2 separate regions of the Homo sapiens genome follow, and region 2 is linked to region 1. A link is a contact called in ENCODE Hi-C or POLR2A ChIA-PET data. All regions are on one chromosome and are shown on one strand. The core of a region is the stretch at or near the end of the contact, and the rest is flanking DNA. Distances in the headings are between cores, read along the strand shown.

The links. Hi-C counts contacts between places; a loop is a spot of excess contacts on that map. ChIA-PET counts read pairs that join two places held with the same protein, here RNA polymerase II (POLR2A). Pooled maps may share reads with other maps.
Region 2: a loop to region 1 is called in a map of PC-3, with 1.8 times the contacts of the local background. The contact joins two enhancer-like sites. A Hi-C loop is called at or near these places in 3 of 168 maps with a recorded cell type or tissue (PC-3, endothelial cell of umbilical vein and sigmoid colon) and 4 of 50 pooled maps. POLR2A ChIA-PET finds 5 or more read pairs at or near these places in 9 of 52 experiments (BJ, CD4-positive, alpha-beta T cell, MCF 10A and 6 more).

The regions. Positions count from the first base shown.
Region 1 is chr12:69,496,292-69,500,851 of GRCh38, forward strand. All of the region lies in intron 1 of FRS2 (fibroblast growth factor receptor substrate 2), which reads left to right. Among named protein-coding and RNA genes, the nearest start is that of SNORA113, 17 kb to the right of the region's middle. RefSeq lists an enhancer at 1,467-1,636. Within about 2 kb of position 1,305, at least 3 of the 41 ENCODE cell types and tissues checked have a DNase peak (open chromatin) inside an H3K27ac peak, as active enhancers do.
Region 2 is chr12:69,531,970-69,536,367 of GRCh38, forward strand. FRS2 (fibroblast growth factor receptor substrate 2) reads left to right here. Exons shown (of 9, transcript NM_001278356.2): 3 at 45-87. Among named protein-coding and RNA genes, the nearest start is that of SNORA113, 19 kb to the left of the region's middle. Within about 2 kb of position 2,647, at least 18 of the 41 ENCODE cell types and tissues checked have a DNase peak (open chromatin) inside an H3K27ac peak, as active enhancers do.

The sequences.
Region 1 (4,560 bases), core at 55-2,554:
CCGGGCGTGGTGGTGGGCACCTGTAATCCCAGTTACTCAGGCGGCTGAGGCAAGAGAATTGCTTGAACCGGCGAGGCGGAGGTTGCAGTGAGCCGAGATCGCGCCACTGCACCTCCAGTCTGGTGACAGAGTGAGACTCCATCTCAAAAGAAAAAAAAAAGCTTGTAGTCTGATGAACAAATCCATTGCAATAGAAAGGAGCCTGTGAACGATAAAATAGGTATATCTACATATTTTTGAAGTGTCCAGCTAAAGTCAAAACAGCAACCTAGTTTGGGTTTGGTAGAGCTCTTACAGGCTTCAGATCAGGTATATATAAACCAAACGCTTTCACTTATAATAATAGTGTATAACAATTCTAACTTGCAGTTGTATTAGTAGTTTTATCATTATTAGGAAACACTCTATACTTTGTAGCTTTTTGCCTAAGGTAACTTTTGGTTAGAGAAGATATTAGTTATCTTTACCATTTGCCTACAAAAATCGTTGCTTAGGGCATAACAAATAGGAATCATACATTTATATCTAAGAATATAATTGGAACTAAGTGGCTGAAATTAATAACAATAGGTAACAGAGAACAATTCTATGTGCTAGATGCTATTCTAAGTTACACACACTCTGTCTCTTAATCCTTACATCTCCTGCAAGGTTTAGATATTATTCCAAATGTATGAAAGAGGAAATGAGGAAGCAAAGATATAAAATGGATGATATTAAATAAAACTGAAGATAGAATGTTCTAGAGTCAATTCAACTTAGATTCATTTCTTCATACAACAAATCTTTATTGACTATTGGGCCCTGTTGTCTGTACTGGGGACTGGGGCTGTAGCAGTGAGCAAAGCAAAGTTCCTGCACTCATGTAGCCTACAGGCCGGTGTTTAGAAAGAGACAACAAACAGATATATAATTCATTGGTGGTAATAAGCGCTATGAAGAAAGAGTTGGTGAAAGGGTTGGAATGTGGGGTGAGCTTAGTGCTCTTAGTGTCTTAGTACATTCGGGCTAATATAACAAAATACCTTAGACTGGGTAGCTTATACATAACAGATTTCTTTCTCATAGTTCTGGAGGCTGGGAAGTTCAAGTGACCAGTAGATTCAGTGCCTGGTAAAGGCATACTGTCTGCTTCATAGATGGTGCCTCTTGCTGTGTCCTCACATGGTAGAGGGGGTAAGATTGCTCCCTTCAACCTCTTTTATAAGGGCACTAATCCCATTCATGAGAGCAGAGCCATCTTGACTTCCTCACTTCCCCAAAGGCCCTACCGCTTAATACCGTTGTTTTGGGTACTAGGTTTTAACATAAAATTTTAGGGGGATGCCAACATTCAGACCGTAGCAGATGATAAGGAAAGGGCTTTCTCCTAGAGGTTGCCTGAAGAGCATGGGAGAGTGAGCCCTGTAGATATTCGGGAGAGAACATTTCAAGAGAGGGAAAAGCAAGTGTAAAAGCTCTAGCTGAGCTAATTTGTTTCTTACTGTATTCAAGGAACTGCAGAGAGAGCAAGGGGCCTGGCCATTGTAAATACTTTCACTTTTACTTGGGTGAGATAGAAAGTCCTTGGAGAGTTTTGAGCAGAGTAGTAGTCTGATCTGGTAAGTCTGCTGTGTTCCACTAGTAGATGTTTCAAATGGTAAGGTGATTATGAGAGTATAACTGTTATTCCAGGAAAAAGATAATTCCACCAATATCTATCATCAGTCCTTGTTTGTTTTTTCAGATTTTTTTTTTATGTGTACATTAACTTTAACAGTAGAAACTTGCTATTTTCTCTCATTTTTTTATGTGAGATTTATTAACTAAAGTGCTATTTTTCTGAATGGAGAGTGGGCCAGTAGCATTATACTATGTATTTTTAGGATTACAAAGAAGACATAAGTTAGCCCTGACAGGAAGATTGCAGTCTAGTTGGAAAGGAAATACTAAAATATGCAAAACAATAATTTTATGTTGTGGATCTATTCTATACAAGGAATTAATGTATCAAGGGATAAAAGTATAAGGCACAATGACTATCCTCAGACTGCTAATAGTCTAGTAGAGGCTGAGACAGAGAATTTCAAAGTCTACAAGTTTTGAGATGAGTTGAGTATTAATTCACCTGCCACAAGAGCCGTGAGGTGTAGAGCAAGCTTGTCCAACCTGCGGTTCATGCGGCCCAGGATGGCTTTGAATACAGCCCAACACAAATTTGTAAACTTTCTTAAACCATTATGAGGGTTTGTGTGTGTGTGTGTGTGTGTGTGTGTGTGTGTTTGGTTTTTTGTTTGTTTCGTTTTTTTTTAGCTCATCAGCTCTTGTTAGTGTATTTTATGTGTGGTCAGGACAATTCTTCCAATGTGGCCCAGGGAAGCCAAAAGATTGGACACCCCTGGAAAGAATATGAGAAGTGGGGGAAGTCTGGCCTGTGCATGCTTCAGAGAGCTGGTGGAGCTTGAAGAAGTGGAGGATTGGCAGAGGTTATTCAGGGCGTGGGAAACACTGTGAGCCAAGCACATAAAGTCAGGTGTATTTGTGGTAGTGGGCAAACCAGCCTTGAGCTGAGATTGTGTGTAGGATTATAAAGGAGTAATAACACTATTGTTTATTGAGCTTCTATTATGTACCAGTCCCTTCATTACACACTTGATGTTTATAACAACTTTATGAGGTATTATTGGCCCTCTTTTTACAAATGCTTAGCCAAGGTATCTGGAGGTTAAATTACTTTTGTAGGATGACACAGCTGGCAAATGATGGAAATATTACTTGAGCAGTTTGATTCTAGATACCATGAAAATCTATTATATTGGTAGAATTGGGGCTAGATAAGTGCCTAAAAGCTGGCAGAGTAGGCAACTCTTATGATTATAGTCAATAGGAAACTATTAAAGATTGTTGACTAGAAGTGTAACCTAGTGAAAACTCTTCAGGAGTATTATTCAGGCAATTGTGTGTATAGTGTATTGGACAATGACCTTTGCAAAGGTCAATTTAGAGGACAGACAGGAGGATTTAAAGAGAGTTGAACTAGGATGCTTGAATAGGAATTGAGATGTGAGTCCAGATGGGACCACTTTTTGGAATGTATTTTTTTCTTGATGATAAAAATATAGAAAACATACAAAGTTACAGGAAAATATGGAGCAGATGGAACTTACTCATTTCTACCATGTACCATGTAGAAATGACCCCTGTTAATATTTTAGGGCATTCCTTTTCAAATCTGTCCCATATCATGTGTTCCCCTCTGCCCTCCACCCTCCAATTTTGGAGAAAGCATCCACAAGGCTACATATCTCCTCTCATAGAGTGTGAAAGTTTTTAAGAAACAACATTCTAAAATAAGATGATTTTATTTGCACACATGATTTTATTTGTGGAATGAATGAGCTGGTAAATTCTGGAATTCAGTGAATGGAGAGGGATGAATCACAGGTAGCTTCTAGATTTTTAGATTGTGTGAATGGTTATATAGGAGAATCTAGCTAGGTTTTGATGGTGAAGTTGGAGTAGGGTGGGGGTGGGGGATGATCCAGAAGAAAATGGTGTTGAATTTGATGTGCTGGTATAGTATCCCAAGTTGGAATCTGGAGCTTAGTTGAGAATTTGGGGTCATCAAATAAGCCAGAAAATGTGGAGAAAAAATTGAGTTTAAAATGGCCACAATTCTGGTCAGAGTAGTGTTTCTGACACTTCAGTTTTTTTGAGGGCCATTCCAAGATTCAGTTATTTCCTTAATATCTTTAAATGACTCTTTTCCTTAAATACATTTATTTAAAGAGAAATTTTATATTGGTACCGTAAATGGAAAACTAGTATCACTGGCTTTGAATAGTTGGCAATGGCAACATTAAAATAACAACGAAATAATGGTATTAACTTTTAGATAGATGCTGTTACCTGCTAAATTCTCTGAGCCTAAATCTGCCCAGTAAAAAAAACAAAAAACAACAACAAACGACATGAAGATACTAAGATCTTGTAATTAGAAGGCTTGAGGGATTGAAAAGCTATTAACTTTCTCATGACATGATTGGTTATTGTATACATTCTACCTAAAGTGGGCATACATCCCACACATCCTAAAGTGGGGAGCATCAAGGTATGGTAGAGGGAAGAGGAATTGGCAGTGGGAATAGAGAGGAATTGATAAAATACCTTCTCAGTGTGTTAGGAAGTTTTATCTAGAATATAAATTAGTAAATGAAAATGTGGACAAGGTGCCTAACAATGATGAAGAAAATGCATTCTTAGATTTCAAATATAGTATCTATTAGAACATTTCTTTTGGTTATGATTCTGGTCTTATGATTGAGTCTTAGCAGGCTTATTTAATTCAACCATAATAATTCAGTAAATGACATTTGTAGATACAGGCTTAAACGTGAATTAGACTGTCATCTTTTTATATATGAACTGTCTCTAAAAAGGAAGAATTCCACCCCTTTTTAGATCCTACTTTGAGGGAATGTGATTATATATAATAGGGATAGGGAATAATTTTGAGGAATAGTTTTGTGAGTCATATACAAAGGTATGAACCAACACTGGTCACAGATGTGAAGTTCTTTT
Region 2 (4,398 bases), core at 1,397-3,896, 37 kb after region 1:
GTCTTGAAACTAACATTTCCACTTTCTACCTGAAATTTTTTTAGGAACAAAATTGTATCTGTTTTTCTCAGAAGAGAATTCCACAAGGTAAGAAATTGTAAATATAGTAATAAAACTAATATTGTTGAGTAAGGCTTAATTGCTCCTGATTTTTAAAAATTTGTTTCCATGTATTTATTTAATATCTTTTCTTTATTATGGGATTCTCACTAATTTATTAGCCACTGTTTTACTATGTCAGAATTTGCTAGCAAGACACAGATCATCTTGTTTGAATTTAGGATAAAAGGGAATGATAAAAGTAGTCACCTTTAAAATTCAAATACTGCTTCTCATGGTCAGAGCTTATTGAGTGGGTTTATCCTTTTTAGGAAAAAAGTTCTTCCATTGGGGCTCATTTATCTTTTACTCAGTGGACATTGCCTACGTGACTTGGAGGAGTAGAGGGTTCATAGGAGCTCTCTTAGGGGCTGGTAGATTTGTTTGTTTGTCTGGTAAGGGTTGCATCCTCCAGAGGGGAGGAATGCTGTGTCCTTGCATGGCAGAAGGTGGAGGGCAAGCAAAACTAATGCTGAGCAAAGCTTCTTTTATAAACGCCTTAATTAGGTCATGAGGAAGGAGCCCACATTACCTAGTCACCTCCTAAAGGTCCCGTCTCTTAATACTATCACATTGGCCATTAAATTTCAGCATCTGAATTTTAGAAGGGACACATTCAAACTATAGCAGGAAGGGAATTCACACATCTGCTGAAAGTGAAGCCAAGATTAGGGCTTTTTAAAATAAGTATTAATTTATATATCAGCACTTAAGTATTTATAAGATCTTTGGTGGGAAGACCAGAAAGTACTGAAGTTGATATTGACTTGTTATTCTATTCATTGTTGAATAATCCCGCCATCCTTTTTAAAAACTAAGAGAATTATACATCAGGTAACATAGTTCCTTTCTCCAGTTTCTTTAATTTTGAGTCTTTTGTATGGCATAGTAATTTTCTTATTCTTACTTTGATGTGTTACCACACTGCATAAATAGAATAGATAGTATTCTCATTTTACAAATGAGGAAACCAGTAGTAGGATTGGCTTTAGGTTCTTTTACTAATCTTATACTGCCACCCTATCAGCTGATACTTTCCTGTATATAAAAGGTATAACAACTAGGATAGTCTTAACTTGAAAGAAGTTGTTTCTAACCAGGAAGAACCTCATAGCCTGAGAAGTTTAAAAAACACACATATACAGACAAAAATATAAGCAGTGAATACTGTAGGCCATAGTCAAAGGAACATTTATTAATGTGGAAGGTCCACCTCTGTTATATAGAAAAGTATTTCAGAAGTATTTCCAATTTAGAATGAATGCCATAAATTTAAGTTGTCTAGGTTTTTTTTTTTTGAGATGGTGTTTTGCTCTTGTTGCCCAGGCTGGAGTGCAATGGCGCGATCTTGGCTCACCACAGCCTCCGCCTCCTGGGTTCAAGTGATTTTCCTGCCTCAGCCTCCTGAGTAGCTGGGATTACCGGCACGCACCACTGTGCCTGGCTAGTTTTGTATTTTTAGTAGAGACGGGGTTTCTCCATGTTGGTCAGGCTGGTCTCGAACTCCCGACCTCAGGTGATCCGCCTGCCTTGGCCTCCCAAAGTGTTGGGATTACAGGTGTGAGCCACCACGCCTGGCCATATTTCTAGTTTTGAGCATGCCTGTTTACTTAAAGGTTATGTGTCTAGTTTTGATGGGTGGGAAATTAGAATTTCATCGGGGTGATGAAATGAGCAATTTGATCTTGTGTTTTTCAGAATATAGTAATCCCCTCCCCGCCAAATTATTTGTTTGTAGTGTGAAAATCAGGTATACTGGATTATAAACCAGTATCTTCCGTCCCAAAAGGCTTAATTTGGTTCAGACACTGCTTTATTGTTAGAGGCAGAGATTTAGATTGTTTTTGAGGAATCCAGTGCTATTCTAGGTCATTTTAGGTCTGAAGGGTCTTCAGATATGTAATAGTAACCACTTGGCTTACACCTAGCTTACATTTAAGCCTGTGGAAAGACTGAGAGAGATTTCACATGTAGGTGGTGGAATATGGAAATGCAGATTGATAGTCTACTTGGAGTTATGGGTCTTTGAAGTTTAGCAGTCTTTTTGTTGTTCAAAAATACACTATGACATTAAAAAGACGTGGGTCTTCTGACCCTGATGTCTTATTGTGTATTAGGGCTTCAGGTGTTACAGTTCATTTTAACTGAGGTTGAACGTAATACACAAAAATGTGGATTGTTTTATAGTTTATAAAAGAACAGTTATTTTAGGTACCTTTTTGTTTCATGTTCCACTCTTAGAGTTCCTTATTAGCTGGCTTGATTTTATTTTTTCAGCTACGTGCTTTTAGATTAAAAAACAAAAAAACAAAATTCAGAATAGGTTGAAACTCAACACAAATTGCTGCCACGTAACAAAAGTGCTGATCAAGTTAAATCAACCCCTGTAATGTGTACTGAAAGGAAAACCTCTCCTCTCTCCCCCAATTTGAAGAACAAGCATTTTCCCTGCCAAGAAGTACTGACTTTAAATGGACCAGCTGTCCATATTAGGAGTACAGGGTTGCTAAGGTGACCATGGCTGTTTGGAGAAGAATGCAGCTGAGAGGGCAAGTTCTCGATGTGTGAGCTGAGGGAAGGAATGTGGTGTGATTATGCATCATTCCTCCTAATCACATGCTCACAAAGTGCTGTGTGGGCAGCATGTAGAAACTACAAGTCTGAGCGCTGGAGCTTGTGTGTGGTTAAAAGCATTTTGTTTTCATGTAAGCCACAGGCTTACAGTTTAGATGAAAAAGGTCTGCCTTGTATGTATGTGTGTGTTTGGGGTTAAAGTTGGGGACGGTGCTTTGATGGTAGATGAAATGGCAATGAATTTATTTTGCTTGATAGATACATATTTTTATTGTTTTTTAAATTATTTATCTTGGAATAAATGTCATCTTTCCAGTTGATCCTTTTCAGTCATATATACAGTATTAATAGTCCCAAGTAAATGATGTGTTCCTTGTAATTGTGTATTTCTTTGGCACTGTAATTTCAGAATGATTTGGAAATTCCTAAAAATGTGTTGTCTACTTGTTCCATTTCTTCTTTTTAAAAAACTGAGTGTTTTTTCCTCAAGGCATCCAAAGATAGGTTCTGGGCGTATCTGACAAATAAGTAGCCAATTTGGTAAAAATAATGATTCAAGGACAGTGAGAATGGTCAAACTAACATCCCATTTACCTGAGATGCTGTTAAGATTTTACTGTGGGCACCATTACTAATACTTGAAATGAGATCTAGATACAGGCGTTGATGTAGATACTTAAATGAAATGTGTTATTTTTGTTTTTTATCCTTTTTTGTTAATCCCTACAGTGATGTGTTGATCTTAAATGAGGGCGTAAATGTGATGTATTTAAGATGTGAAGTAGCTTGAACAGTGGCAGCCCTGTATTACATGAGCATCATATTATTTTTCATAATCAGATAGTCTCTTTGCTTTGAAATGATTGCTGTTAAGTGATTAATTTATAAAATATGGAGGGAAATGAAAGGATTCAAATAATTTGACCTCTTGGGCTCAAGCAATCCTCCCACCTAGAATATGGCTAATTTTTATAAATGTTCCATGTGTATTTAGAAAGAATGCAGCTTTTTCGGTTATTAAGTACAGTGTTATATTTATGTCTAAGAACTTGTTAATTGTTCTCTTCATATCTTCTCTGTCTTGGTTTTGTTTTGGATTCGGGTTTAGTTTTATTTGGGGACTGATTTATGAGTTTCTCTAGTAAGAAAGACATGGTAATTAATGTCTCTCACCATGGCTATGGGTTTGTCAGTTTCTCCTTATAGATGTGTTAATTTTTGCTTTATTTATTTTGAATGTATGCTATTAAGTACATTAATAATAAGCCAAAATAATTAAACAATTTAGAATTAGAATTGTTTTATCTGTTTGTTGAATTGAATTTTTATCATTATGAAAGGGCCCTCTATCTGAACACACTTTTAGCCTTACAGTTTTTTTTTAATTGTTGTTATTGCTGTTTTCTTGGATTAATATAGCTAGTATAGTTTTCTTTTGGTTACTGTAGTATTTTCATTCTTTTTTTTTTTTTTTTTTTTTTTTTTTTTTTTTTTTTTTTGGAGACGAAGTCTTACTCTGTTACCCAGGCTGGAGTGTAGTGGCATGATCTCAGCTCACTGCAACCTCCATCTCCTGGGTTCAAGGAATTCTCGTGCCTCAACCTTCTGAGTAGCTGGGATTACGTGTGTGCACCACCATGCCTGGCTAATTTCTGTTTTTTAAGTAGAGATGGGGTTTCCCATTTTGGCCAGGCCAGTCTCGAATTCCTGACCTCAGGTGATCGC